2 separate regions of the Mus musculus genome follow, and region 2 is linked to region 1. The links are chromatin loops, found by intact Hi-C in ENCODE. Cell type or tissue: heart. All regions are shown on one strand. Links, peaks and the distances in the headings refer to the core of each region. The heading gives the core; the rest is flanking DNA.

Region 1 (2,805 bases), core at 113-2,612:
GGTTTTTATACATTTCTGGTGACAGTCTTGTAAAACGGGGATTTAAAAAAGTCTGTAGATGAGAAGGAAACTTAAGGTTTGGAACTGATCTTCTGTGCACTCCTGGCTGGGGTCGGATAAACTAGGATCAAATCCAGGATGCGGACAATAAGGGCTCCTTTACCGCTTTGAAAACATGACTGTTGGGAACTCTTGGAAAGATGTATGCTTGAGGGTGTGTGTGTGTGTGTGTGTGTGTGTGTGTGTGCAGGCGCGCATGTGGGGAGGGGGTAAAGACCCCCTCCTTCTGCCTTTCCCCCAGTCCCCCACCCCTTTGTAATGTTTGTCCCTGCTTGCCCATCACCAGGGGGTTGAGAGGAGGTATGACAGGTCTTTGTTGTCTGAATAAAAATCCGTGGCAGCTCCAGGGAGAGGACTCCTCCTACTAAATTATCAAAAATGGGCTGGCTTTAGTCTCTTAACAAATTGGACACAGCTCCGGCTGGAGCAGTCCCCAACGCAACCTACAGGCACTGGGAACTTGCAGGCAGCCGGGGACCGCTGAATCTAGCACTTCGTTCTCTTTCTTTGTGTTCAAAACTATTTTTCTTTCTTCCTTAGATTTTGTTTTCCTCCCCCCCACTTCAACCCCCCTCGGCAGTTGTTTTCCATTAGTAACTCGATCTCTCGCTGCAGTTAGAATCGCCTGCTTTTCCCTCCGTCCGCGTTTGTTTGTTTTCTGCACATCTCCTTCTGGAAAACCCTGGATATCCCCCCCCCCCGCCCCCTTCCCCGTCGTTCTTTTGCCTCGGTCTTTTCCCTCTCAAGTAGAGCTATTTCTACTCTGTCGTTTTCTTCTTTCCTCTCTTGTCCCTGTTCCCCAACGCGTCTCTACGCTTCTGCATCGCGCAGCCCTGTGCGGTCGCTTTTGCTTCTTCACTCGAATGAACTGAGAGCCCCAGGCGTGTGTTTATGGAAATAGTGGGGTGCCGAGCCGAAAACAATTCGTGTCCTTTCCGCCCCCCAGCCATGCTCTTCCACGGAATCTCCGGAGGCCACATCCAAGGTATCATGGAGGAGATGGAGCGCAGATCCAAGACTGAGGCCCGTCTGACCAAAGGCACTCAGCTCAACGGCCGCGACGCGGTAAGGACCAGTCCGGGCGCGGCGCCCGGGAAACAGCGAGTCTCCCGGTCCGCCCAGGTTGGGGATGGCGGGTCCCGGGGACTTTTGCCTAGGGATGTTCGCAAGGTTTTCACGAGAGGCGTGCTTGCTAGGCAAGGTTCCCTTTCCGAATCGAGGTGTCTAAGATGTTGTAGTCCTGAGCTCTCCAGTCTTTGTATAGCAGCTGATCCCGAGCCGACAGGGCAGCGGGCCTTGGAAGGAGCGGGCGTGCTCCCTGCCAACCACAAACTCCAGTCTCCCGCGACCTGGCCGCCAGGCCGGATCCGCCCGCCCCCAGGGCAAGCCTTGGTGCAGTTAATAGGGGGACTACTTACCGGCCTGGCGTCCTTGCCCTGGGATAGAAGACAAGACCTTCAGAGTAGACCTCAACGTTCTGGTCCTTTTCCCATTCTTCGGAGCTCAGCACCCGAAACCAGAGATTGTTAGGGGCTCTGCAGGACAGTTCAGCTGCTCTGGTCGTCACAAAAATTGCGTTTCTCTTCCTTATGGGACCAGTGTATTGGATAGTGGGAAATCAAATCAAATAAAATGCGAAGGAGCGGGTCCCTAGTCTAAAAGCAAGAACATGAGCGCTACAACCTCAAGAGATGGAATCTACTATTGCGGTTCCTATTCGTAACAGCAGTTATTATGTCTTCGTGAAAATACTAGTAACCTAAACATGTCCCCCTTCCACGCACCAAAGGGGGAAAAAACTACAGAAGTCTGCGGAGATGATTCCGGGCAAAGAGTGCTTTGTAGACCCTCTGTATAACAGCAAGGACTGTAGCTCAAACTGACCCGAGAGGGCTCTAGACAAGAACAGCGAGGTTTTGGGATAATAGTCCACTGTCGCTATTTGTATAATTAATTCAGTGAGAATCCAATATCTGAGTAAAGGACGAAATTTATCCTTCCCATGCCCACCAGAATGTAATAAGGGAAGCCCGGACTGTTTCTGCTAGTCTGAGGAAAGGGTCCAGCGGTGAACTTTTTACTTGTAATGGCTACTTTATTTTAAAAGCGGCAACCACATCCCAACTGTGTTTCTCAGAATAAGTTTTACCGCCTTAGCTAGCCTCATTTGGGAACTAGGTCTTAGTTTGGGAATCAAAAATTCAAGATAATTATCTGTGCTGTTTGTGCTGGCTAGAGAAAAGAGCGAGTGTACGGAAAAGAATGGATGGGGCTCTTCTTTCAGGACAGGCACTTCACTTTCTCACCAAGGATAGGGCTAGGGCGACGGCCTTAACAGCAAGAGCTGTTAGGTATGTCCGAATCACAACGACGGCCAAATTATTCTGCCTATATAAATTAAAAAAAAAGGAATTATAGTATTGTCTGTGTATAAAAGATTCACGTACTTCAGAATTCTAGTTCTCAATAACAGTTTGTTATTTTATTTTGTGTATTATTTGAAAGTTACACATTTTTAGCCTTAGTTATTCTCCTTCTGGACCGCCCATCAAAACATCCTGTAGGCTCTCAGCAAGCTCAAGATGTTGAGATTTTTTTTTAGGGTCACAAGGCTAGGAGGATCAGGATGCTAGGAAGGGGAACAGAATGTTGAAAATGGGGGGAAGTTGCAAATGTTTCTGTGGCCCTTGTAATGGTGTGCTGTTTTGCGCTGGGGTTGCCGTTCTGCCAGGACGTCCCGGGTTG
Region 2 (2,805 bases), core at 119-2,618, 510 kb after region 1:
ATTGTGAGGAGTTCCCGTCTTTCGTACACTGAACTTCAGGAGGGATTTATATGATATCCTGACTAGCTCTGAATTGTGTGTTTGAGGGGAAAGACTAGTGAGAAGATACAAGGCAGGTTGGCCTGACCTGTCACCACCCCTGCTCACCCGAGTTTTCTATGCCCAACTCCTCTGTCCACACTCTGGGATTTGGAAGAAAGTCGCCATGCACAAAGCACAGTGAATGAGAAGCATTTGTACCGCACACACTGTGAGGTCTGCACCTCTGAGACTGCTCAGGGTTCCTGAACAAGACACTACACACTCACTCATTTCTCCCAGTTCATTCTGCTACTGAGGACCCATCGACACTTATTTTATATTTGGATTTCATCACGTTTTAGATTAAGGGAAAAATCACTGATTGCCTTTTGACCACCCCTCTCATCCACATAGCTCGTGGCATGTGCCACCATAGAGACCACATTCCTGGCATGGGGACAGGTATTCTTAAACACCCACTCTGTAATTTGTTGGTTTCTTAGACTGTTACTTTATCATCTGGAATGCCTTTGGACATACCTTAGAGCTGATTTCATGCCATTGCTTGAATCTTAATTCAGTGACTGGCCTTAAACACCGACTCTTATTCACTTCCTTTGCAGTTTGGGTGTAAATCTCTTCCTTGCAGTAGTTAGCGCACTCCTTGATGTTTGTTTGCCTGTTGGTCTTTGTGACTATGTTGTGAGGTTGGTGGGATTCCAACTATTTTTCCCTCCTTTCTCTTTCAGTTTGAAGCAGTTGTGTGCAGAATATACCTGGTTCTAGGGACAAAGAATATGGCTGTGCTCATCAAGAGAGTTGAGTTTTTAAAGTATTTACTTGAGTCCTTTCTAGAGAAGTGACACACAGGATTTGCCATTCATGGGATATGTACTATGCGATTCTTACTGTTTTGTTTTGTTTTGTTTTGTTTTGTTTTGTTTTGTTTTGTTTTCCCTTCCTGCAAAGATGTTCCTTTTTTGATCATCTGGACTTCCATGCACAGGAGTATCTATAGATCAGGCACTTGTCCAATGACTGGCTAAAATCGAGGACAGGCTTTCCCACAGAGCAGAACTTATTCCCACAGTGACTGTGGTTTCAGTAGTAGTAGACTGCCCTAACCAACTTGACCAAATAGCTACGCTACAAAAGAGGCAGGCAGGAAGTCTAGCAATATAGACATTCACTTTGTGGCACACAAAATACACCCTGTGTTGACACAAACAAACTGCCTTCACCATTTTGACTGTCAAGTAGTCAAGAAAAATATTTAAGTCAGTTTTGAAGCAGTCAAATTGGCCAGCAAGCCTATCTGCCATTCCCCTCTCCTCCCTCTGTATGAAGCCTCCCGATTTCCCTGGCTGGTGTTTTAGAAGCAGACGCGTTTTTCCTGCCAGAAGAGGATGCGTTCTTTCTCACAGAAGCTTAATGAAATAGCTGTTACATCATATAAATCCACTTCCTAACACCCCGTGTCAGACTATCAAATCAGTTAAGGAAAATCCTCATCTTTTTTTCTCTTTGAAATTATGGATAGGCTGGTCGGGTTCCAAATTCAGCGAGTTCATATCGCCATCTAGTGTTCAAAATAGGATTGTCCGCACAAACGAAGGAGAAAATTTTAATACTCCATCCGGCTGCAAAAACCAATCTTATCTGAGTTGTTTGAAAGGTTCACTTGGCTGATCCGGTTTGGTTTGGAGCTACTACTCACAGTTAATTTGATATTTATGTTTTGATAGGACACCACACTACTGAGTGAAATTGTTGATTACAGTTTAGCTTGGAAACATAGCTCAAATCACAATCAGAAACAGTGATGCTTTTTCCCAGTATAAGGACAAATGTATCTCAGATAAAGCCAACTACTGTGGACGGCGAATGACAACGTGGCAACTTAAGACGAAGCAAACTTCTTCCCAGCAGAAACTAGAGGAAGCGAAAATAAGACCTGAGCAGGGGCGCCATCTTACTTTGTGTTTCTGAAACAGTATTTGGGTATTAGGGAAGGAAGATACAAAGCCCAAACTGTTCACTGAGCAGCAAAACACAACTCACAGATAGCAAAGATACTTTATTTCCGCAAGCAAGCAAGCCTCAAGTCTGACTGTTTCAACCGTGGTTGCCCTCAATCCTTGCATAAAAACTGGACTCGTATATCTAGAAACGGATTTGCAGTTGTTGAGGAAAATACACACAGAAGCGTTTTTGATGAAGGCACAGCCTGTGGAATAGTTGTAATTTTAGAACTGGATATGGCAATATTTTCTGTTTCTTCATACACCGAGGAGTTGAAGGCACTGTTAATCCACTTCCGGCCACACTGAGATGGCTCTGGCGTCCCGCTTTACAGTGAGTGGCAGAGCTGATTCTGTCTCAGAACTTCCACAGCACTGCACTCACTCGTTCCCTCCTGGTGGAGTTTTGCAGGCTTGGATAAGAGACAGGAAGAAAAATAGACAGGATGGGAAATGGGCAAACGGGGCGAAAGGAAGAAACACCCCAAGGTGACTCAGGGTGTCTGCCACAGACACATGCTTTATGCAAAGTTTAAATCAAGCCTTTTAACCCATACAGTCCCAGTTCCCTACAGAATGCAAAACTGTTTGCCACTTTTGGCAACAACCTAGCTTTAATGAAGCAACTCTAAACAGACTGTTAGTAAGTAAACTGTGAATAAAAATTGCCGTCGAGTTGATAAAAATTCAGACAGGTGATTTATTATAGGAGTGACTTTGTTTTTGGTTACAACAAATCCTATACGATCCAGTTTTTAAATTT

Evidence for each region. Hi-C counts contacts between places; a loop is a spot of excess contacts. Peaks named below come from ENCODE experiments on the same cell type or tissue, not always from the same donor. Only the 100,000 strongest peaks of a DNase experiment are listed, where the experiment ranks them.
Region 2: a loop joins it to region 1, with 3 times the contacts of the local background. A loop is called at or near these places in 12 of 42 quality-filtered maps.

Annotation. Positions count from the first base shown.
Region 1 is chr1:138,840,128-138,842,932 of GRCm38, reverse strand. Lhx9 (LIM homeobox protein 9) reads left to right here and starts at 489. Exons shown (of 5, transcript NM_001042577.1): 1 at 489-1,125. The coding sequence starts at 952. In heart, for the core only: no CTCF peak of the experiment used is centred there; a DNase peak (open chromatin) is centred at 1,302; H3K4me3 peaks cover 2,165 bases; H3K27ac peaks cover 336 bases; H3K27me3 peaks cover 620 bases.
Region 2 is chr1:138,327,233-138,330,037 of GRCm38, reverse strand. No RefSeq gene overlaps it. Among named protein-coding and RNA genes, the nearest start is that of Atp6v1g3, 55 kb to the right of the region's middle. In heart, for the core only: a CTCF peak has its summit at 1,605 (motif pointing left); no DNase peak of the experiment used is centred there.